Regions from separate parts of the Homo sapiens genome. Here regions 1 and 2 are each linked to region 3. Evidence: chromatin loops called from intact Hi-C (ENCODE). Cell type or tissue: heart left ventricle. All regions are shown on one strand. Region 1 has its middle 11 kb from the start of MCM3. Region 2 overlaps EFHC1 (EF-hand domain containing 1). Region 3 holds the start of LOC730101 (a long non-coding RNA gene).

The links. Hi-C counts contacts between places; a loop is a spot of excess contacts. Peaks named below come from ENCODE experiments on the same cell type or tissue, not always from the same donor. Only the 100,000 strongest peaks of a DNase experiment are listed, where the experiment ranks them.
Region 1: it touches region 3 in a loop (2.5-fold over the local background); 75 of 110 quality-filtered maps call a loop at or near these places.
Region 2: a loop joins it to region 3, with 2.2 times the contacts of the local background. A loop is called at or near these places in 16 of 110 quality-filtered maps.

Annotation. Positions count from the first base shown.
Region 1 is chr6:52,291,565-52,299,564 of GRCh38, reverse strand. No RefSeq gene overlaps it. Among named protein-coding and RNA genes, the nearest start is that of MCM3, 11 kb to the right of the region's middle. RefSeq lists an enhancer at 2,610-2,829. In heart left ventricle, no CTCF peak of the experiment used is centred here; no DNase peak of the experiment used is centred here.
Region 2 is chr6:52,480,602-52,488,601 of GRCh38, reverse strand. All of the region lies in intron 9 of EFHC1 (EF-hand domain containing 1), which reads right to left. Among named protein-coding and RNA genes, the nearest start is that of EFHC1, 64 kb to the right of the region's middle. In heart left ventricle, no CTCF peak of the experiment used is centred here; no DNase peak of the experiment used is centred here.
Region 3 is chr6:52,659,559-52,667,558 of GRCh38, reverse strand. It overlaps LOC730101 (a long non-coding RNA gene), which reads right to left and starts at 3,158. Exons shown (of 3, transcript NR_024405.1): 1 at 2,140-3,158; 2 at 1,041-1,170; 3 at 1-810. RefSeq lists enhancers at 2,583-2,702, 3,074-3,368, 4,300-4,399 and a silencer at 3,074-3,368. In heart left ventricle, a CTCF peak has its summit at 3,702 (motif pointing right); a DNase peak (open chromatin) is centred at 3,188; H3K4me3 peaks cover 1,931 bases; H3K27ac peaks cover 356 bases.

The DNA of each region.
Region 1 (8,000 bases), 370 kb after region 3:
CTTGCCAGGCTAGACTTCTTGCTCTAGTAAGACAGCACCACCCCACCCACAGCTGTAAGCACAGCTGATTTCTTTTGAAAAGAGAGGATTGTGGCCGGGCGTGGCGACTCACACCTGTAATCCCAGCACTTTGGGAAGCCAAGGCAGGTGGATCATCTGAGGTCAGGAGTTTGAGACCAGCCTGACCAACATGGTGAAACCCGATCTCTACTTAAAAATACAAAATTAGCCGGGCGTGGTGGCGCATGCCTGTAATCCCAGCCACTTGGGAGGCTGAGGGAGGAGAATCACTTGAACCCTGGAGGTGGAGGTTGCAGTGAGCCGAGTTTGCACCATTACACTCCAGCCTGGGCAACGAGAACAAAACTCCATCTCAAAAAAAAAAAAGGGGGAGGGAAAGAGAGAGAAGTTTGTTACCACAAAGACCAGGGCTGGCTTTGGCAGGCCAGGGCTGGGTGTGAGGGAATGCTTGTAGGCCTCTATGCTTCGGCCTGGGACAAAGCGGTGGGAAGGATATGAAAACTTGGTATCAGGAACTGCCACATTCCTCTCCTCTATCCTCTCAACCATAGCTCCCTGTCAAACCCCTCACAAAGTAAAAAAAGTCAGGCTCAGGAATTGGTGATACTGATACTTCTGGGGCCCCAGAAAGTTCCTGTTCCCAGACACTGTCCCCAGCCTGTTTCCTTTGTCTTCCTAAGAAGGCACTCTGTGGGCCACCTAGAACTAGTTTAAGTGTCCCAACTTAGAGCCAAAAATGGAAAAAGCATAAAAGTGCCAGATGCGGTGGCTCACGCCTGTAATCCCAACACTTTGGGAGGCCGAGGCTTGCGGATCACCTGAGGTCGGGAGTTCGCAACCAGCCTAACCAACATGGAGAAACCCTGTCTCTACTAAAAATACAAAATTAGCTGGATGTGGTGGCACATGCCTGTAATTCCAGCTACTCGGGAGGCTGAGGCAGGAGAATCACTTGAACTCAGGAGGCGGAGGTTGCAATGAGCCAAGATGGTGCCATTGCACTCCAGCCTGGGCAACAAGAGTGAAACTCAGTCTCAAAAAAAAAAAAAAAAAAGGAAAAGCATAAAGGTTTACAATTTTGAGGGCCTGAAAGGGGGACCATGAACTCAATGAAGCAAAAGAGAAAGGCTGGGAGGGCTCACAGAACAAAAGGAAGCTGTATGAATGGAAACAAGAGGGCAAGAAATCAATTAAGATCTGAAGTTGTGTATTCAGTGTTAATTCAACAGACATTATTAAGGCCTACTCTGTGTGTGTCAAGCACTGGGCTAAGTGCTCAGGGTAAGAAGCAGAACAAGACATGGTTCACTGGAGTAAACAGGCATGTAAACACTAATTGCAATATGATGAAAGAAGCACCCAGTGAAAAATGTCAAAGCAAGAAGACTAGGTTGTTCCATCCAACTGTCATTTATAGGGATATGGTGCTGGCGGCTTCTGTGTGAGCAAAGGCAATTGGGAGCCCTCTACCACAACCCTTTCTCCTTCTTTCCCCTTCTCCCTTTCTATCCTTATCCTTTTCTTCTGTCTCTTCTTTCCTCCTCCTCTACTGCCATAAAATGGCACCTAAGGGTACTCACTAATTCCGTTAATAGAACAGAGTTGAATACAAGTGTCCCCCCTCATCTGCAGTGTTGCTTTTCTTGGTTTCAGATACTCACAGTCAACTGTGGCCTGAACATATTCAATGGAAAAGTCTAGAAATAATTCATAATAAATTGTCCTTCATTCTGAGCAGCATGATGAAGTTTCTTGCTGTTCCCTGTGTTCTGCCTGGGAGGTGAATCATCCCTTTGCCCAGTGTATCTACCCCCCATTAGTCACTTAACAGGGTCTTGGCGATCACATCAACTGTTGAGGTATCGCAGTGCTTGTGTTCAAGTAACCCTGTTAGAACAGGCAGATGGTTAGATGTGAGCATGAGAGGGAGCCCCTGGAGGAGGAAGTGCTGGAAAATCTAGCATCTCAGAGACTGCCTGAAACATGCATGCTAAATATGAGCAGAGAGGAGGGGAAATACCGAAAGGAATGTCCCCTCCTTGAGGGGACACTGAGAAATGTTACTTCTTCAAGGTATGCAAAAAGGAATACCCTGAAACTCCCCTTAAGATGCCCAGTAATCGCCTGTAATCCCAGGACTTTGGGAGGCTGAGGCGGGTGGATCACTTGAGGTCGGGAGTTTAAGACCAGCCTGACCAACATGGTGAAACCCCGTCTTTACTAAAAATACAAAAAATTATGCCAGGCGCAGTGGCTCTCGCCTGTAATCCCAGCACTTTGGGAGGCCGAGGCGGGTGGATCACAAGGGCAAGAGATCGAGACCATCCTGGCCAACATGGTGAAACCCTGTCTCTACTAAAAATACAAAAATTAGCTGGGCATGGTGGTGTGTGCCTGTTGTCCCAGCTACTCGGGAGGGTGAGGCAGGAGAATCGTTTGAACCCAGGAGGTGGAGGTTGCAGTGAGCCGAGATCGCACTCGGGCATGGTGGCGGGCACCTATAATCCCAGCTACTCGGGGGAATCGCTTGAACCCAGGAGGCGGAGGTTGCAGTGAGCCGAGATTGCGCCACCGCACTCTAGCCTGGGCACGACAGAGAGAGACTCTGTCAAAAAAAAAAAAAAGCCCAGCAATCGTTCATTCTGTGGTTAAACTGTCAGAAAGTAGCTAGCTACATGCTAATAGGAGGGGGAAAAGAGCAAAAGGGGAATTCCTAAGAGATACACATGAGCAATAAGTACAGATTTGACCTTCCTGGGGTGGTGGTTATGAGACACACTGCCATTAGGTAGGATTCATATGGATCGCTGGGCCCCAATCATGCACATTAACCAACAGTAAGGGAGGGTCCCATAAGCCTGGTCGGGAAACTAGATGGGGACAAAGGCAGAGACTTAAGACAGAAGCCAGGAAACTAGACAAAGACAAAGGCTTGAGACAGAGGCCAGAACTTAAACAAAAAGTCCAACGTAATAAAAACTGCATTGCAGAACTCTTGGGGCTGTTCCCAGCCAGGTCAGCCCACTCCTCTCTTACAGTGTACTTTTATTTCCATAATAAACCATTTTTGCTTGCTTCACTAATTGGTCTCTTGGCTGAATTCTTTTTGTCGAGAAGACAAGAACCAAGGAGCCCCACACTTCCCTACAACAACCCTTATTAAATTTAATGCTGGCCCAAAATGTAAGAGTAGTGATGCTGGTATATCATAATTTTCTATTTTATTATTGGTTATTGTTTTTAATCTCTTACTGAACCTAATCCATAAATTAAACATTATCATATGTATAGCAAGAAATGTAGTATATATAGGATTTGTACTATCTGCCATTTCAGGTATCCACTGGGGGCATGGGAAGGTTTTGCTAACCCCATGTATTAGTCCATTTTTGAGTTGCTATCAAGGAGTTCCTGAGACTGGGTAATTTATAAAGAAAAGAGGTTTAATTTGCTCATGCTTCTGCAGGTTGTACAAGCATGGCACAAATGTCCACTTGGCTCCTGGTGAGGGCCTCAGGAAGCTTACAATCATGGCAGAAGGTAAAGGGGGAGCAGGCACATCACATGACGAGAGTGGGAGCAAGAGAGACAGATAGGAGGTGCCACACACTTTAAACAACCAGATCACAGCAAGAACTCACTTATCACCAGAAGCATGGTGCTAAGCCATTTGGTGAAGGATCTGCCCTCTTGATCCAAACATCTCCTACCAGGCCCCACCTCCAACCTCCAACACTGGGGATTACATTTCTTTTTTCTTTTCTTTTCTTTCTTTTTTTTTTTGAGACAGAATCTTGCTCTGTCATCCAGGCTGGAGTGCAGTGGCACATTCTTGGCTCACCGCAACCTCCGCCTCCCATATTCAAGTGATTCTCCTGCCTCAGCCTCCCGAGTAGCTGGGATTACAGGCATGTGCCACCACGCCTGGCTAATTTTTGTATTTTTAGTAGAGACAGGGTTTCACCATGTTGGCCAGGCTGGTCTTGAGCTCCTGACCTCAAGTGATCCACTTGCCTTGGCCCCCCAAAGTGCTAGGATTACAGGCACGAGCACTGCACCTGGGCTGGGGATTACATTTCAATAGGAGATTTGGAGGGGACAAACATCTAAACCACATCACCCTATTCTAAGGAAACAGGAAATGGGATATCCAGCTCCTTAGTCCTCTGCTGTGGGGAGGGCATTAATAAAATGTTAGATTATTATTTTGTGGACAGAACTTTCCTAATCAACAAGAAACCAAGTTTAATTCCTAAGATCTAAACCAGTCAGATAGAAATAATCCAACACAAAGAAAAGAGGAAAGTATTTGGATAGTTTGGCCTAATGTGTTCCTTTTGAATTTCAGTTTTTATTTATAAAAGATAATAGCTTGAAACTATTATCAGTTTCAAACAGAAAATGGTTTGAAACTCACACTCACTACCCAGATTTTGTATATGTTAACATTTTGCTTCAAGTATTTTTTTTTAAATAAAATATTTATACTCAACCAAAGACCTGCCCTTCTTTTGTCCCTCTTCTATGAGTGGGTTTGTGTCATTCATCCCAGGAATATTGTTATATTTTGCTATATTTTTGTGTTAGCAAAATAAATAGTAAGTTTGTATGTTTTGAAACTTTATATAAAAAGGCCTAATACTGTGTATATCTTTTGTTACCTGATATTTTCACCCAGTGTTCTCATATGGTAGCTCCATTAAACTTCTGTATTCTACCAAAAAATAAACTAGTTCATTGCTTATTTATTTCCATTGTATTTCTTGTGCTTTCTACTTACCATGCTTTTCTTTAATTTTTTCCACCTCTCTTACTATCTTCTGTTTATTTATAGTGTTTTCTTTGTTTCCTTTTCCTCTACTACTTTAGAAATGATACATTCTCTTTTTATTTTTCTAGGCTTTATCCTTAAATTTTTAACACAAACAACTGCCTTCAAAATCTGCATTCTCCTCCCAAATAATACAAAGATCTTAGATTTTTAACTTTGATTGGCTCTAGTCACTTGCCATGTTATTATTGTCTAAAGCTGTGCTAATACAATAGCTACTTGCCATATGTGGCTATTTAAATTTAAATTAATCAGTGTTAAATAAAATTAAAAATTATTTTCCTTAGTTGCATAGCCACATTTCAAATGTACAATAGTTACATGTGGCTAATGGCTACCAGATTGGGCAGAGCAGATACAGAACTTTTCCATCATTGAAAAAAAAATACTGCAAGACAATCCTAGTTATTTACATCTAGTTTTTAACTCTCTGCCTAGTCATTATCATTTATTTATTTATTTACTTATTTATTTTTGAGACAGAGTCTCACCCTGTCGCCCAGGCTGGAGTGCAGTGGGGTGATCTGGGCTCACTGCAAGCTCCGCCTGCTGGGTTCACGCCATTCTCCTGCCTCAGCCTCCCAAGTAGCTGGGACTACAGGCGCCCACCACCACGCCCGGCTAATTTTTTTTGTTATTTTTAATAGAGACGGGGTTTCACAGTGTTAGCCAGGATGGTCTCGATCTCCTGACCTCGTGATCCACCCGCCTCGACCTCCCAAAGTGCTGGGATTATAGGTGTGAGCCACTGCGCCCGGCCTTCTAGTTATTATTATTAGTATTGATTTTTACAGTCAAGACTTTCTTAGATTTACCTTTGTGTTTACCAATTTATTTGCTTACCATCGTTTTTTGCATTTATAGGGATATAAAATATAAATCCTAAGCAAAGAATATTAAATTATTTTTCATATTATATCTCCATTTCCCCCACTCTGCCATCTCATGAGCAATTTCCTCAGCTCCATCTCCTAGTTTATCTCTTTTCAAATAAGTATGCTCTGCTTTCACCCAGTCCATTAATTTAGTCTTTCAATAATGTATTTTTGAATCTTAAAAGTATGATTTGCTCAAATCTACTTTTCTTTGAGGGTCTTGTTCTGTCCTGAGTATTTCTCTACCTTTAAAAAACATTTCATTTTAAATATGTTAATTTTAGAGTGTAATCGATTTTTCTGGACCTCAGTTATCTAAACTATGAAATGGAGCTTTAGACTAAATGGCCTGTAAGGTGACTTCCAGCTCTGAAATTTTAATATGTACTCTGACATTCATTTATTTTTTTAATAAATATTGTTGGAGTACTTTGCATTTCCAAGTAATGAAGGTGGCACTGAAGCATGCCAGTGAATAAAGAATGATTATTTTAAAAGCCACCTTCCCCAGACCTCTACAGGCTCTGAGCCAACACCTTCAGTTTTCTCATATCCCCTTCCTGTATTAACAGAGAAACAGGTGGCTGACCAGATGGACAGAGGCCAGGAAAAATTTCCATCTGGGTTTGGTTTCAGATCAGAGATATTTTTTGGAGGCTCATCAAAGAATCCAGTGAAAGGCTGGGCAAAAGAGGTGAACATTAGATCTCTAAGCTTCTCAGATATTTTTGTTTTGATCCTTATAGTACATAAAATGTAAAATTAGAGTTCCAACAGCTTTTCTACACTCTCTAAAACCAGCAGAATACAGGAGGGCTGGAAGAACAGTAACGAAGGACTGTGTTTCTTTTTATCTAAAGATTCCTGAAATTGACCTGGAAGAATGTAGTAAGATGCTGGAAGGGAACTGTGGGTATGATTTGAGGTGAGGGATAGGAAGGATGATTTTATTATATTTCTCTGAAGGGCAAGTGATTGATCAATACAACCATTTCTGCAGCTTGTATCTCACAGTGCCTCACAAGCATCTTTCAGGTTTTGCTCCTGTGTTGTCAAATGTTCGGTGAGTAAAGGATACAATGAGATTCAGTTGTCCCAAGCCCTGGCTTCTATCAGCCTATCACACTGATGGTGTGAATGCTGTGGATAGGAGCTACAGTTTCTCAGGCAAATAACATGGAAACAATTAAAAGAAATATTCAACTCATTTCAAGGAGCATTGGCTCTCCAGCCCCCTTTCTAACCAGATGCAGTCATGAGGCTTTTATAATTTTATTTATTTCCTTTGCTTAGGTTTTTAGAATAAACTTGATTAAGGCATACTTTATGTATACTTTCCCTTATTGAGACATACTTTGTATATGGTACTTTGTTTTAAAATTCAACAAAATACAACTTCTCTTCCTTTTCTATACTGTCCCAGACAAAGTTTTTTTTTTTGAGATGGAGTCTCGCTCTGTCGCCCAGGCTGGAGTGCAGTGGCGCCATCTCGGCTCACTGAAAGCTCCGCCTCCCGGGTTCACGCCATTCTCCTGCCTCAGCCTCGCGAGTAGCTGGGACTACAGGCGCCCGCCACCATGCCCGGCTAATTGTTTTTTGTATTTTTTAGTGGAGACGGGGTTTCACCGTGTTAGCCAGGATGGTCTCGATCTCTTGACCTCGTGATCCGCCCGCCTCGGCTTCCCGAAGTGCTGGGATTACAGGCGTCAGCCACCGCGCCCGGCGCCAAAGTTTTGAAACTAAATGTCAAGGTTGAATTCTTCCTTTGACTACCGATGTTTTGGGAGACTTGACTGTCTCTGAAATTTCTTTTCCTTTGTGTTAACTATAAAACAACTCTTCATTCTAACTAAAGATCTAAATAAAGATCTTTAACATTGTATGCTTTCTGTAAGCCCTCGAGGCACTGTGTCTAATTTATGCTACCTACATATAATTTTTATCCCTCTGTATTAGCCTGTTTTCATACTGCTGATAAAGACATACCCAAGACTGGGTAATTTACAAAGAAAAAGAAGTTTAAAGGCTTCACAGTTCCACCTGGCCGGGAAGCCTCACGATCATGGTGGAAGGTGAAGGGCACATCTTACATGGTAGCAGACAAGGGAGAAATGAGAACCAAGCGCAAGCTGAAATCCCTTATAAAGCCATCAGATTTCGTGAGACTTATTCACTACCACCAGAACAGTATGGGGGAAACTGCCCCCATAATTCAGTTATCTCCCACCAGGTCCCACCCACAACACGTGGGAATTATGCCAGTTACAATTCAA
Region 2 (8,000 bases), 180 kb after region 3:
TATCTGTGTCTTCAAATATTTCATTTCACAAGGGTTCATGATAGACTATCAAGTGAAAAAAGCAAAATAGTATTACAGAATTTTCCACTTTATATGCATCTTTAAAAACAAAATATTAGAAGCAGTTATCTCTGAGTTATAAGATTTTCAAAAATTTTTGTTTATTTCCATTTCTATTACCTAGATTTTTATTCCCTAAATTTTCAAATTCTGGTCATGTGTTACTTTTGTAGTAAGCCAAGAACAATAAAAATTGTTGTAATAATCCCCAATATCTAAATGCTCTCTGGCATTATTAATTATAGAAGCAGAATGTGTTTATCTGATGAATGTAATTCAAATCATATATACTAAATTATGAATGACCACCAGGGAGCTATTTTAGTGGCAGAAAGCAGTCAAACCTCAATCTTGCATGTGTTTCCAAGAACTAGAGCCATGAAACATATAAAGTTAAAATGTGATCATCCAATCATTTGGGGAAAGAGACAATAACTCTCCCTTTCCCAAAGAAGCCAGATTCCCATTCCCCTTTATACAGCAGGAAAAATACCCATGGCATCTGCTGCCTTTGAGCAAGATGGAGTAAATTCACAGATAGATGGCAATAGGTGGTACTGTTTAAGGAAGAGCTAGTTAAAGTTACAGCCCCTACTTTATTGCCAAAGCCCAAGTCAGGGCACACTCTGGAAAAGAGCTGCAAGTTACAGGGCAAGGTTTGCTCACATGGCTCAACAAGAAAACAGAGGGGCCAGCTGGTTATGTCCAACAGGGACTGCCAACTGAGAGGTGGCCGGAGGTCCTAACATGCTAGTTGAACTCTGTGCCAAGCCCTCCAATGACCTTCCATAACTTCCATAAAAGTGAACGTGTTTTATAGAGTGGCTAATCTTCCAGAGGTAAGAGGGATGTCACAGTTTTCTGTGTGCTCTTAGAATATTTTGCTATGAGCATCCTGGCAAAGTCCTCCACTTAGAAAATGAGACAGATAAGCAAAAAGAAGGAATAAGGAAGAGCAGGTGTGCTAGAAAGATGAAAATGACAATGGCTTCATTTTTAGTTGTACAAAGTGGGAGATGCTGGTGGCTCAGATGGACAAAGACATGTTGAAAATAGATTCAGCAGAATGGAGAGCAATTCAGATACTGCAATGTCTAGAAAGTTTAGAGAAGGCAAGCAAAAGGACCAAAAACAGGACCTTGAGAAATGCCAACCTAGTAGACGGAAGTAGGAAAGACACACACAATAGGCTTTAAGAGAGGTAGGACTACCAGAAACTTTGAATTTCCAGAACTCAAGAGAGGATTTCAAAAGAGGGGTAATAAAGAGTAATCAATATTATATGTAGATCAGAAAAACTAAAGACTATACCAAGGGGTCAGCAAACTATGACACCCAGGCCAAAGCCAACCTGCTGCCTATTTTTTATACATAAAATTTTATTGAAATATAGCCACTCCTATTCATTTATGTATTGTTTACGGCTGCTTTCACGCTGTAAGGGTAGAGTTGAGTAGTCATGCCAAAGAAGGTATGACCCACAAAGCCTAAACTACTTACTACCTGTCCCTTCACTTAAAAAAAAAAAAATTGCCAACCCTTGCTCTAGATTATGAGCTCCCTATTCTCTCATATAATTGCCTAAGCATTTAATATAAAGTTTGGTATATGGTATAAGCTCAAATATCTGTTGAATTAATGACTAAATGAGAAGAGTCCATTATACTTGGAAACAACCAATGACCTTCAAGAAAGCAATTTATGAAGCAGTCATTAAAAAAAGTCAAAAAGATTCTGGAGCAGTCAGGAGGAAAGTGGTTACAGACACAAAATAGAAGAATTAGATTTGAAGAAATAGGAGGAGTTACTTATCTCTGACAAAAGAAGGTAAAGAGAAGAAGAGTGATAGTAGAGAAACATTCTAAGATGAAGGGTGAGAAAACTGATGAAGCCCACATTGGATCATTTGATCTCATATTTGAAACCAATTACTTCTATCTCCTTAAAGAAAATGGAAAAGAAAATGAGAATATTTGGAAAATTCTCATGGGAAAAGTAGCTAGAAGTGAAAAAGAAAAGGATTAAAAAGATAATTGAGTAAGTGAGTAGGGTCCTCTTGAAGCTAAAGTGCACAAATAGGCATGTTAATGGAACAAGAATAATACATATGAACAAATGTGTGTATGTATCTATGCTATTCACACATGTGGATTTCCTGTGGAAGGTAGGTTAATAAGTGTGTGCATTTGCTGGCCTTAAGTCTTGAGTTCAAAATACTGCAGTGGAGGACCCCAAACCCAAAGAGAATTTAAGAACTTGAAGATGAAGTTAATACTCAGTTACCTATGCATTATTCTAATTTTCTGGCTCAGAGAAAGCAAATGGCCAACTCCAAATTTCATCATCTTAGAACTGACAATTGACATAAAAAGTACTGGTCTGACAAGTACTCATGATCCCCTTTCATGACTCTGCAATGAGTGGCAAAATATATTTGTAACTGCATTTCCTTAGATCGCGATTCTTTATCAGATGGGTGAGTCGGGAGCTAAACGCAGAATAGCTAAGAGGCACAGAAGATGCGACAGTGGATTTGTATCGTCTCCATGTGTTTTTCCTAACTCATCTCTCTGACCCATCACAAGAGAAGAAGGGCGGGGGTGAGGATCAAAATGAGGATGGCAATGGATCTCTTACCCCATGTCGTAGTCCATTTGTGTTGCTATGAAATAACTGAGGCTGGTAATTTATTTAAAAAAGAAAAGCAGGCTTATTTGGCTCAGAGTTCTGCAGACTGTATAAGGAACATGGTACCAACATTTGCTTCTAGTGAAAATGTCAGGCTGCTTCCCTTCATGGTGGAAGGGGAAGGGGAGCAGACATGTGCAGAGATCACATGATAAGAGAAGAGGCAAGAGAGAGAGAGTAGGTGGTGCCAGGCTCTTTTCAACAACAGTTCTCATGGGAACTACAAGTGAGAACTCATTCCTATGAGAATGGCACCAAGCTATTTATGATGGATCTGCCCTCAGGATCCAGACACCTTCCATGAGGCCCATCTCCAACAATGGGGATCAGATTTCAACATAAGGCTTCATGGGGCCAAACAAACCATATCTAAAACCATAGCTTGCTGGGGCCAAACAAACCATATCCATATGGCAACCTAAAATTTGAATTTCTCCTTATTTTTATTGATATCATATTCTAAGAGTCACAGTGGTATCTTTTCCTCATTACTACATTTTAAAAAACTTAAATTACTAAATTTAAAAAAATTTTAAAGATGATTTAATTAGTGGTATGCTGAAGCAAGAAGCTTTCCAGTGTCTGCTGGTATTTGCATAAACAAGTGACAATTACAGAAAAAAACTTTCGGGAAGTACTTGAATTAAATATATGACTATGAATATGAAGTGGGCCTTTAATGCTGTCCAACCACCAAACTACGCTTCTCTAGTCCGTTCAACCTCCCACTTTCCTGGAGAGCTATCATATTTGTTTAAGTCCTGAGGCATTTTTTTTTAAAGATGTGTCCATGAAATGAGACAATTTTTTTTTTTACATTTTAACATCTGTGGAATTAACATGCATTTTCAATTAATGATATGGATTATATTTGGCAATTTTTTCTTTCTTAGTAGTAGCTAAAATATGCTGTTTTAGATTTTATTTCATATTCATTTTATTGATATTTATATATTCAATAAAATAGAGCATTTCATAACTTCTCCTCTCTCTTGAAACCTCCAACATCTCCCTCTATCCTCACTGTTTCTACTGCACTACTATCACGAAACAATCACAAGGCCTCCCAATATCTACCCACCTACCAGAATCTGAACCCACATATGCTGCCTTTTGCCTGTTGCCCTAGATCAAGGTTTTAAAGAGTAATCCCAGGACTCTTGGAGGTTCCCAAGACCCTTCAGGGGTCTGTGAAGTCAAAATTATTCTTGTGATAATACTTAGTCATTATTTGTCTTTTTACTCTTGTTTTCCCATAAGTGCACAATGGAGTTTTCCAAAGGTCACACAACACAGGCTATCACCGCAGGCAGAATACAAAAGCACATGAAAATCCAGTCATCTTCTACTACTAAGTAAGTCAGACATTAAGAGGTTTGCAAAAATGTAAAGCAATATCACTCTTCTCACTAAATTTTTTTTGTTTGTAAAAACTGATTTTTCACAAAATTATGTTGTGTTGACATGAAATGGGTTTATCGTTTTCAAAATAAATTAATATTTGAAAATTTTTCAGATACAATTTCTAATATGCTAAATAGCAATAGATATAAACACATAAAAACTCTTTGGGGCCCTCAATAATTTTTAAGGGTATAAAGGTGTCTCAAGACCCGGAAGTTTGAGAAATACTGCCCTAGGTGAATAGTTGGTGCTTCTATCTGAAGCCAATTCCTCCACTCATACTAAACCCCATCCTCTCACAAACTCCAGAAATTGTCCCCGCTCTCTCACACACTTATCAATGTTTTCCTCTCTATGGAATCATTCCCATTAGCATACAAACATGCTATTTATTCTATGTAAAAACAAAAGCAAAAACAAAATAAAACAAAAACTTCTCCTGACTTCACTTTCTCTGCCAGCTGCTGCCCCATTTTTCTGTTGTCCCTTGCACCAAACCTCCCCAAAAGAGTAGTCTCCGCTCTGATCCAGAATTCCTCTCTCCCATTCTCTCTTAAATCTACTGCCATCAGGTTCTCCCCCTCTTCCCATTCCACTGAAACTCCTCATTAAGGTCTCCAAGGTCCCCAATTCCCTTAATATTGCTAAATCCCCATCTGACATAATGAATCATTCTGAGGTAGGAAGTGGGGCTCGACTCTGGAGGCTCGGCTCAGACACAGGGCCAAATTGAGGACTAGCTAAAATAGGTCTGGGGCAGAGGCAGCTTTCCATAAGACATGCCCACCAGTGCGCCATATCAGTTTACCATTGCCATGACAACATCCGGAAGTAACCACCCCTTTCCACAGCAACGACGCGAACACCTGGAAGTTACCACCCTTTTCCTGGAAATTTCTGCATAATATGAGTGCAGAACTGCCTTTGAGCTACAATTCTGGGCACAATGCCTATGGGGTATCCCTACTCTACAAGGAGCAGAACCTCAGCTGCTGCTGTACACTGTTGCTTAAAAACAGTTGCTGTTTAACAGCACCAGCTCTCCCTGGAATTCTTTCTTGGGAAAAGCCAATAACTCTCTCTGGCTGAGCCCTAATTTTGAAGCTCACCTGTCCTCCATCAAGTCTGTCTTCCTTGATATGATGGCATTTCTCAGTTTGCACAGTTACAAGATGCATGAATTTCGATTACCACCATTTAGTAAAATAACCCATTCCCCCAACAACATGGTTCAAATTTCAGTTAACACAGTTAATAACTATGAGTAATTGCATAAAGTACAAACTTATCTGTCAGGACTTTAGTCCACTAACCACAATGTAATTAAACAGATGCATATCACAATCAGTGACAATTACATCACTTCTTTCAAAGTCTGTTGGTGACTAGTCACTGTATATTTGTTTTATAGTTCACGCAGACAGTAAAGTGTGTAGCTATCTTGCCTCCTTGTCTCTCAGTGATACACAAACTTTATTTTACAAAAATGGAAAATCAAAAGAGAGAATTGGCCAATAAGGATGAAAGTACAGCAAAGATGCAAGAAGTGAATTCAAGTCAAATATAAATAGAGTTATAGAAGAGAAAGCTGACTGTAGGAATGTCGACACAGCTGCCTTTCAAGAGAATCTGGATGTGCAGCCAGTGGAAACTGGTGAAGGCAAACCTATCAACATAAATGAGAAAAGTGTTTGTAATAAAAAGAATGAAGATATCCCAGATGCCTATAAAATGCTTCACATTAAAAGAACTCTCAGAGATATTTCATTCTCATTAAAGGAAGTCTAAGACATATTTTATAACATTGAAAGCAAAAATCATAAAATGTTGGAAGTTGATCCAATCTTAAACAGGAATATGACAATTCACCAAGGCACAGAACAGACGTTCAGTCTGCATCATAAGTTATACAATGAGAAGTAGGCAAGTGCTGCTCAAACCACTTTTGATAAAGTTTTTATAAAGAAATAAAACACTTTAATTATTAATGTTATCAGTGTTTTAAATTACAATGTGCTAAGTAAAAATTAGTTTTACTATTTTTTCATGTCCTTATACATTTACAACCATAACATTTTTAATGCTGTGACAAATTTTTTTTTTTTTTGAGACGGAGACTTGCTCTGTCGCCCAGGCTGGAGTGCAGTGGCGCAATCTTGGCTCACTGCGACCTCCGCCTCCTGGGTTCAAGTGATTCTCCTGCCTCAGCCTCCTGAGTAGCTGGGATTATAGGTCTGCACCACCATGCCTAGCTAATTTTTTTGTATTTTTAGCAGAGACGGGGGTTCACCATGTTGGTCAGGCTGGTCTTGAACTCCTGACCTCATGATCCGCCCACCTCGGCCTCCCAAAGTGCTGGGATTACAGGCATGAGCCACCGCGCCTGGCAGTGACAAAAATTTTTAAAGGGCACAGAACAATTGTACATTTTCCCTTTGATTATTAAAATTGTTTTGCATGTTATTTTTTACAGTCCTATGCTACCCCTTCATTTGACATCCAGGATACCACATTTTCTTCCTGCTTTATTCGTTTTCCTTTTCAGTCTCCTTAACTGTAAGCGTTGGTGGACCCCAGAGCTTAGTTCTTAGAGCCATTCTTTTCTTTAGCTACATTAACTCCTTTAGAGATTTCACCCAGGCCAGGAGCAATGGCTCACGCCTGTAATCCTAGCACTTTGGGAGGCCAAGGAGGCAGAATCACTTGAGCCCAGGAGTTCTGGGCAACAAACTGAGACCCCTGTCTCTACTGAAAATTTAAAAATTAGCTAGGAATAGTGGTGTACACCTGTAGTTCCAGCTACTTGGGAAGCTGAACTCAAGGAGGATCTCAGGAGTTTGAGGCTGCAGTGAGCTATTATTCCACTATTGGCACTGCATGCCAGCCTGGGTACAGAGCGAGATCCTGTCGAGAGAGAGAGAGAGAGAGAGAGAGAGAGAGAGAGATCATGCAGTCTCACAGCCTAAAATATCACTATATGCCAACAACACCCACATTTACATCGCCAGCCCAGACCTCTCACTCAAACTCCAGATTTACATATCCAACAGACTATATGCTCTCTACTTGGCTGTCTTAAACCTAATATACGATATATCCAGAACTGAAATCCCCACCCCAACCAACAAAGAAGGCAACTGCTCTACCCACATCCCGCATCTTCCCCATCTCAGGTGATCACAATTTCTTCCTTCCTGTTCCTCAGGCCAAACATCTTGGAGTCATCCTTAATTATTCTTTTCCCCTCACATCCCCTAGAAAATCTATCTGAAGTCCAATTGGTGCTACCTTCAAAATACATCCAAATCAGACCACTTCTCCCCACCTCCACTGATACCACCATCCTGGGCCCAAACATCACCGTCTCTTGCCTGGAATACTGCAATAGTCTCTTAACTAATCTCTCTCCTAATCTACTTTCAACAAAACAGCCAGGATAGTTCTTTTAAAATATATGTCAAATCTTGCTACTCCTCTATTCAGATGCCCCTGCTCCCAATGGCTCATTTCATTCAGAGAAAAAAGCCAGCACCTTTCCAAAGACCTAGTAAGTCCTACACAATCTAGCCCATTGTTAATTTTCTAATTCCATCTCCTACTCCTCTTCCTCTCACTCACTCAATTTCAGCCACCCCCACTGGCCTACTTCTTCCCAATGTTCCTTGAGTACTTTAAGTAAAATATTGCTAGTATTTAGGGCCTTTGCATGCGCTATTTCCTCTTCCTGAAAAGCACTTCCTCCAGAAATCCACCCAGCTAACTCCCCTCAAGTGTTTGTTCATTGTCACCTCAAGGTACAACCACCTACCCTGACCTACCTTCACAACCTACTGCCACTCTCCAGAAAC
Region 3 (8,000 bases):
CCACCATGTCCAATCTCAAATTTTTTTCTGTATATTATGTAGTATGCTCTGTTTTGGTTATTTACCTTCCTAGTTCAGTAGTATGTGTCCTTCCATCCATCATCAAAATTACATAGTCGTTTAGCCTTCTTCTTCAGTGATGGGGTCATGGTTGCATTGGTATTATAACCATTCTCATTATCTGACCTCTTAGAAAACATGGTCACAATATTCACAATGTTAAAAAATTAAACTAGCACTATCTTGTTACAAAGCACACCAATTAATCCACAGGCAAAGTCGAAGATGAACTATTAATAATCATTATATACACTTAAGCCACATCACTTTGAATGATGCAACGATGGATGGATGACCATTCTGAACTACAAATTATGGTTGCCAGTATCAGTGGTCAAATGGGTGACAACAAGTAAAGATGAATAATCTGTGCCGTATCCATTTGATAGACAATGTTGCTTTCAGACCCTCTAAAACTTACGGGTTTTGTGCATTTCCTCCAACCTTCCACACTTTGTTGCTAAAACCAGGATTATTTACATTCCAGGGAAGGGTCTCCCAGGACACAATGCTCTCAATGCTAAAATGGGATGGTTGGTTACCCTATTGGGTTGCCATTAACCAAAGGGCTACCTCTCCAGAGGCAGGAGGGGAGGCACATGGAGGTAGAGACTCCTCACCTTGCTTCCACTGATGGTGTTAAATTTCTCCAGAATATTTCTCACAGGTTCCTCTTCTTTGGGGGGTGACGAAAACAAGACATTGTCTTTTGTTAGACTTTGGATCCACTGAAAGTTCAATGGCCTCCATCTGGAAACACAGGCAAAGCTCAGGGCCAATGCCTTCCCCTGGCTCAGGCCCTAAAGGGAACTCAGAAAAGGCGGCCCTCCAAAGGCAAGAAAGGAGGTGAGAGCAGCTCCACTGACAACTCCACCAGCCAAGGAAAACAGAAAAAAGCATCCACTGGTGGCTGGTGGGGAGCATAAACCATATCCTGGGGAGAAATTCACCTCCCCAAACTCACCAAAGTACTCCCTTACCTTCTCCTCAGTGGCTTTGGGAGTTCAGGTGCCCTGCAAAGATTTTCTTCACAGGATATTTCTTCATGACAGTGGCTTTTTGGGGGTCCATGCTATGGCAGCCCAGCCTGTGCTCCTTCTGCTCTAGGATCTGTTCCAACAGAAGGGTAAGTGGATCAATCATCCAGATTTGCCAAGGACTAAGGGGTTTGGGGACTTTCAGGGCTAAAACCAGAAGTAAGGAGTTTCCTAGGAAGCAGGACTGTCAGTGCTAAAACCACAGCTAAGGGATTTCCCAGGATGAGGGACTTTTAGCATTAAAACTGGGACGGTTCAGTTTCCCAAGATGTAAGACTTTCAGTGCTAAAACCTGGACAATTTCTTCTGAGAAGGGGGTTAAGTAGACTCTGGTTCTAATTCTGTTTGGCATTTCTTAGTAGCATTACCCGAGGCAGGTTCTTTCTTTCTGAGCCACAAGATTCTACCACAGGTGGAATACACAAACTACAGGTGCACAAAATATTTTATCCCCTCCAAACACACCACCCTCTACCTAAGCCTGACTTCCCAATTTTCTCCAAAACAGAAATCCACCTGGTTTACCTCAACACATATAAATCGGTCCTCACTCCCTCTGAACCTTTTGTCCATGCTCTGAGTTTTCTTCCTGGCCTGACAGTCCCAGTCTAAGACTTGCTTCCTCCAGACATAAAGCTGCGCTACAGGGTTGGAATCCTTGCTGTTCCACGCTTTACTCACTATGTGGTCTCTTCTAGTTGCTTAATCCTCTCTGCATCTTAGTTTTTCCTTCTGTAAAATGGCACTGAAATGCTTATCTAAGAATCTTTGGGTGTTTTTCTAATCCTTATATGTGAAGCATTTAGTGCAGGGGCCCAAACAGGTACTAAATGTCCACTCTCCCCTTCCTGGACCACTCCCGCCCATATATTTAATACTTTTCACTTCCCACTTAATCCATACAGGAACAAGTTCCTAAACTCTGCTTCCCCCAGTGCACTTGGCCACATGCAGCTCAGACAAAATGATCATGATCCAGGAATGCCTTCTCTTGGAAATGCAATCCTGCACACACAGACCTTTGATGGAATACACAGCTTACCTTCTCTACGGGGGCTGCAGCTTTCAAGATAGCAAACGTCAACCCTCTTGGTCTTCCAGTGTTGGGATTCATTTTGGGGGATGGTCCACGACCTCTTCAATTGTGGTGAAACAGTCTTTTGGGTCCTTTTTGCTGGTATCCCAGCTCTGGTTCATTGGTGAGACGAACGGTAGGGTGAGACACATGGCCACGAGAAGTCTTACGACAAAGCCATGCGCTTAGAAAGTCTTACAAGAAAGGCAAGAGTTTGGGAGGGCTGGATTTCCCAAAGCTTTCACTGGGAGGATTACAAATAAAGCTACCACCCATGGCAAAGTGTCTACACCCACCCACTCTGGGTCTGCAAAGATTCTACCTCCGACAGCTGTTCACAAATCTACTCTACCTCCTTACTGAGATCCACCTTGGTCCTAACAGAACTTAACATCACCACAAACCCCCAGGGTGGGAGAGGAAAAGGAAAGGCAACCTCTCAGGGCGCAGGCCCCATGCACTCGTCACAGGTGGAAGTTAGTCTAAAAACCCTCTTATCAAAGGGCTGTCGTCTCTTCTATCCCTGTCTTCCCCGGCGCTTAGGTGTCGCTCTCAAGGAACTCGGTCTTCCTGGGCAGAGCCCGCGGTCAGATCCTGACTCCGAGCCCAGGTGGAGGGAAGGAGAGAAGAGGAAGGGAGGGATGGGAAGCCTTGCCCGGGTCGGAGCGCACATCCTCCTCCCGAGTCTCCGCTCTCTCCCCTGGGCGGCTCCTGGACGGCGCAGACGTCGATCCCACAGGTCCAGCCAACTCCCACAGCACCTGCCCCGCGTCCCCCTAGTTCTTGCCGCCGTTCTGGTTGGCCTTGGCGCCGTTCTGGCCCCGCCCCGGCGACCCGCCGTCGGCGGCTGCCTCGTATGGGTTCTCGGTGGCGCCCGTAGTCCCCAAGACCTTCTTCCTCTAACTTGCTTCTAACACACCCGGCAGGGGAGCAACCGCCTCAGCCTGGGACAGCCCGGCTTTGTGGGAGCAGCGGGCGCGCTTTATAAGGTCCGAGTTAGGGGACGGACCCACCTTGCCCAAACTACATGTTTATTGGCTAGTTTTGCCTGACACTCAGCCAGGCACCGCTGTCCCATTGGCCGCGCTCTAAATCCCGCGGATTTGTCCTCTAGCAACGTCTCAGAGCCAGGACCCTGGAGAGGGTCCAAGAGATCCCGCGGAAGGATTGCAGGGGCAGGTCCAGGGCCAAGAGGCTCCCATGCGCCCTCCGCCCGCCGAGCCCGCAGCCTCTCGACCCCGCGCGTCTGTGTCAAGGCATGGCCAAAGTGAGAAAGAGCCAAGACAAAACAAGTTCAAATAGCAATAGCAAAACAACCAAAAGGAAATTCAAGGAAAGCAAATATAAATGAGAAAAATATAATTAAGCAAAAATGAATGTTCGCAAAGGCAAGACAAAAAACCAAGTCAAGGAGTAGGTTCAAAGAAAAGATGAAACGTGAATATAATTTAGGATATTTATACCGATTCCTATTGAAATCTCGACAAGTAAAAATTTTACTGTCAGTGAATCAAACTTTCATCCTTCTTGCCTTTCCTATGAAAGGGCAGCAGGGGGCACTAGATGCTAGGGTTTGATTCGGCTAGGAAAGGCGTTTTAGCACGTTATTTGCAAACACAAAATAGTGTTCTGTTAAAGTTCAGAGATAGTTATAAAAGTTAACAGGAAGTGGGGAAACTAGAGTGATGGTCTACAATCTGGGATGTTAAAGAGACTGAATACAGTCACAGGTTCTTAGTTTCTGTTTCTGGCTGGGCCAGTAAAGCCCCTTCCTCATCCCTCTTTTCAGCTTCATTAGAGACAGAAACTAAAAACCACGGCTTCAGGCTGCTAAAAGCCTAAAACAAAACAAAACAGAACAACAACGACAACAGAATAAGGCGGGTTGGACAAGCTTAGTACATAGAAGAATGTGCGAAAAAGGTATATGATTTCTGTACACCCTGTTGGCTAAGTAGTACAGTGTCCTGAAATACTGGGAGGGTGGCAATTACAAAGAGTAAGGGGCAGTTTTTCAGAGGTGAGCTCTGAAAAAGATGCAGGACAGTGGAGAGTGACCACCAGGGCGCCAGGCTGACTCTCTGTCCTCAGCCTGCCATATGGACCCGTTTTGAACTTTTACCAAGGCCATGGGACTTTCCATGCTAAAACCAGGACCGAGGGTTTCCCAGACAAGGGACTTTCCTATAAGCAATAATGGTTACAATAACAACAACAACAAACAACAAACACTTAATGAGTACCTATTGTGTGCCAGGAACTATTCTAAGCATTTTACAAGTATCAACTCTTAATCTTCACAACAACCCTTGAGGTAGATACTCTATCCTCCCTACCTTACAGAGGTGGAAACTGAGGCAACTCACCAAAGGTCATGCAAACAGCTAAGAAGTGTCAGATCCAGGCTTTTTGCTTGTTTTTTGTTTTTGTTTTTGTTTTGAGAACGGAGTCTCACTCAGTCTCCCAGGTTGAAGTGCAGTGGTGCGATCTCAGCTCACTGCAACCTCTGTCTCCCAGATTCAAGCGATTCTCATGCCTCAGCCTCGCGAGTAGCTGGGATTACAGGCACTCGCCACCACGCCCGGCTAATGTTTGTATTTTTAGTAGAGATGGGGTATCACCATGTTGGCCAGGCTGGTCTCAAACTCCTGACCTCAAGTGATCTGCCCACCTCGGCCTCCCAGAGAGCTGGGATTATAGGTGTGAGCCACCGTGCCCGGCCCAGATCCAGGTTTAAGAAAAGTGTAGGTGTGCAGGCTCTGCTGTCATTCTGTCCGGGTTTAAGTCAAAGCTCCACCACATACATTAATACAGGAAAATACATAACATTATGACTAGCACGTAAGAGATACTCAATAGTATTTGCCATTATTATTAAAAAGAGTTGTCCCTGGTATCCAGAAGCTTAAACTTTAGTGGAAGAGGTTCATAAGAGTCTTAAAGCAGTAGTAGTGCTTATTGGATGGGTGAATGGAATAGATAATAAATGCATATAAGCATCCAGAGGAGGAACAGTTCTGAAATAGAGTGGTCAGGTATTCAATGTGGCACCCATTTAAAATTCTGCCTGAGCATCCTGCATGTCACCATTAGAAGGCAGCTTCTGCTTCTCAACAGCTTGAGCTAATCATTACAGTCTTGGTATTTGATGATCACAGGCATGTGTATGTTTAACTAAAATATACTCTTCTGGGCTTTTTTTAAGAGACAGGATCTCACGCTGTTGCCCAGGCTGGAATGCAGTGGCAAGATTATAATTCACTGTGGCCTCAAATTCCTGGGCTCAAGTGATCCTCTCATCTTAGCCTCCCAAGTAGCTGTAACTGCCACACCCAGCTAAGGCGATCAATTGTTATTTGTCACTACTATTCTGTTAAAAAACGGTGTAATATCTACTTTTTTAACTGGAGAAAGCATTTATTATTATTTTTTGGAGTTAACATTTATTAATTCAACAAGCAACTATGAGATGTCAAGCCCTGGAATAGGACTTAGAAATCAACAGACTGCCATGTCAGAGACTAACTCTGAAGTAAGGAGAGTGGGAAGGGCTGTTATTTTAATTGAAACCTGAAGTCTGAGAGGGAGCCAGCAGGCCAAGAGCCAGGGGAGCCACAATGCGGGCAGCGAGAATGGACCAAGCAAAGGCCCTGGGTGGGGAAAGGGCTCTGTGCCTCATAAGAACCAAATGATGCCGCTTAGGGCTGAAGATTTGTGAATTAGAAGCAGAGTGAATTGGTTCAGCAACAAGCTATGTTCACAAAGAATCTGGGCTGAATATGGTTTCTGCCTCTGAGTCTTCTATTTAAATCAAATGGGCTGTGCAGTCTCCAGATGTTGCTGAATGGAAACTTTGCATGATGGGGTGAGAGGTAATCTTTGTGTGTAGCTTGTTTTTCATTGGTTGCCCTTAACTGAATTTAATGCAACATGTCTCTGTACATTGAAGGCCAGAAGAGCCTCTGTCTTGGATGACATGACTACTGACTCTTCTATTTGGCTTTAACAGTAAAAGAACTGTGTTCTTCTCTATGGTAAATGGATTTACATGCATTCACTGGCATATATGGACAAGACAACTTCATCTTTTCTAAAAGAGATTTTCTTGGAAATAAAAAACAAAAACAAATATTAAAGATAACTCAATCTTTCCTATTCTGTTTGTCCCCATGGAGCTGCTACTGTACTTGTGATTCTTGGAGTGTAAAAATCAAACAGGAAATTGGCTTGGTGAGAAAGAAGACTTGATGTGCAGGGCTAATCTATGTGTCTACAGGTCTCTGTGAGCAAACAACCTAATGCAATGAAAATGGCATCCTTCAGGAAAAACAGATTATCTTATCTGATAAGGTTGCCTCTTCTCATTACATTAATGTTACTCTGATAACACATTTTAAACAATGTTTTTAATTTAAAAGAAAAAGTCCCAAGAGAAGGCTTAGACTGAAAAATAGGGCATGATAATACTTGAAAATATGCAACTCAGGAACCTTCTAAAATCCTCTCAACAATGCAATGGGACACGCTCACTGTTAAGGTCAAATTGGGTACAAGTTTAATGAGAGAAACGGTTCAGTCCCTTTCTCCCTCCTTTCTTTTATAGTTTGTTCTAAGAGGGCTGCTCGTTATAACAAGTTTAAGCGGGATCTCTAAGAAATTTCATAGAAAGGGCTGGGCACAATGGTTCACGCCTGTAATCCCAGAGCTTTGGGAGGCTGAGCCCCCAAAGGGCATATGGCTTGAGCCCAGGAGTTTGAGACCAGCCTGGGCAGCACAGTGAAACCCTATCTCTACAAAAAATACCAAAAACTTGCTGGGTGTGGTGGCATGCCTGTAGTCCCAGGTACTTGGGAGGCTGAGATGGGAGGATCACCTGAGCCCTGGAGGATGAGGCTGCAGTGAGCCAGGATTGTGCCACTGCACTCCAGCCTGGGTGACAGAGTGAGAGACCCTGTGTTAAAAAAAAGAAAAAAAAAATTCTTGGAAATAAGGGGAGTGAATATTAAAGGGATCTGAAATGCCAGCCAGGTGTAGATGAAGTGTTACTTTTGAAACAGAACAACACACCTGTAACACCTTACGCAGACTGTGGAACACCTAGGAGCATTTTTATAGCTCTCCTCTCAGGGTTCATTTCATAAAGATTACAGTAGCCCTCTTATCCATGGAGAGTACATTCCAGGACCCCTGGTGGATGCCTGAAACTGAATAGTACTGAACCGTATTACAGTCTACTATGTTTTTTTGATCTGATAACCAAGAGGGCTACTAAGTGACTAAACAAAAGGTAGCATAGACAGCATGGATATGCTGGACAAAGGGATGATTTTCATCTCAAGTGGGCTGGAGCAGTTGGTGTGAGATTTTATCATGCTACTCAGAATGGTGCACAATTTAAAACTTATTAATTATTTCTGGAATTTTTCCATTTAATATTTTTGGACAACCATTGGCTAAAACCGCAGAAAGTGAAACTATAAATCTACTGTATTGGGATGAAGATGAAGGGGAAGGAATTGCATTATTCATGAAATGGCTTTTTAAGACATTTTTGGGGCCAGGCACGGTGGCTCACGCCTGTAATCCCAGCACTTTGGGAGGCTGAGGCAGGTGGATCATTTGAGGTCAGGAGATTGAGACCAGCATTGAGGCCAACATGGTGAAACCCCATCTCTACTAAAAATTAAAAAAAGAAAAAATTAGCCAGGTGTGGTGGCACGCACCTGTAATCCCAGCTACTGGGGAGGCTGAGGCAGGAGAATTGCTTGAACCTGGGAGGCAGAGCTTGCAGTGAGCAGAGATTGCGCCACTGCACTCCAGCCTGAACG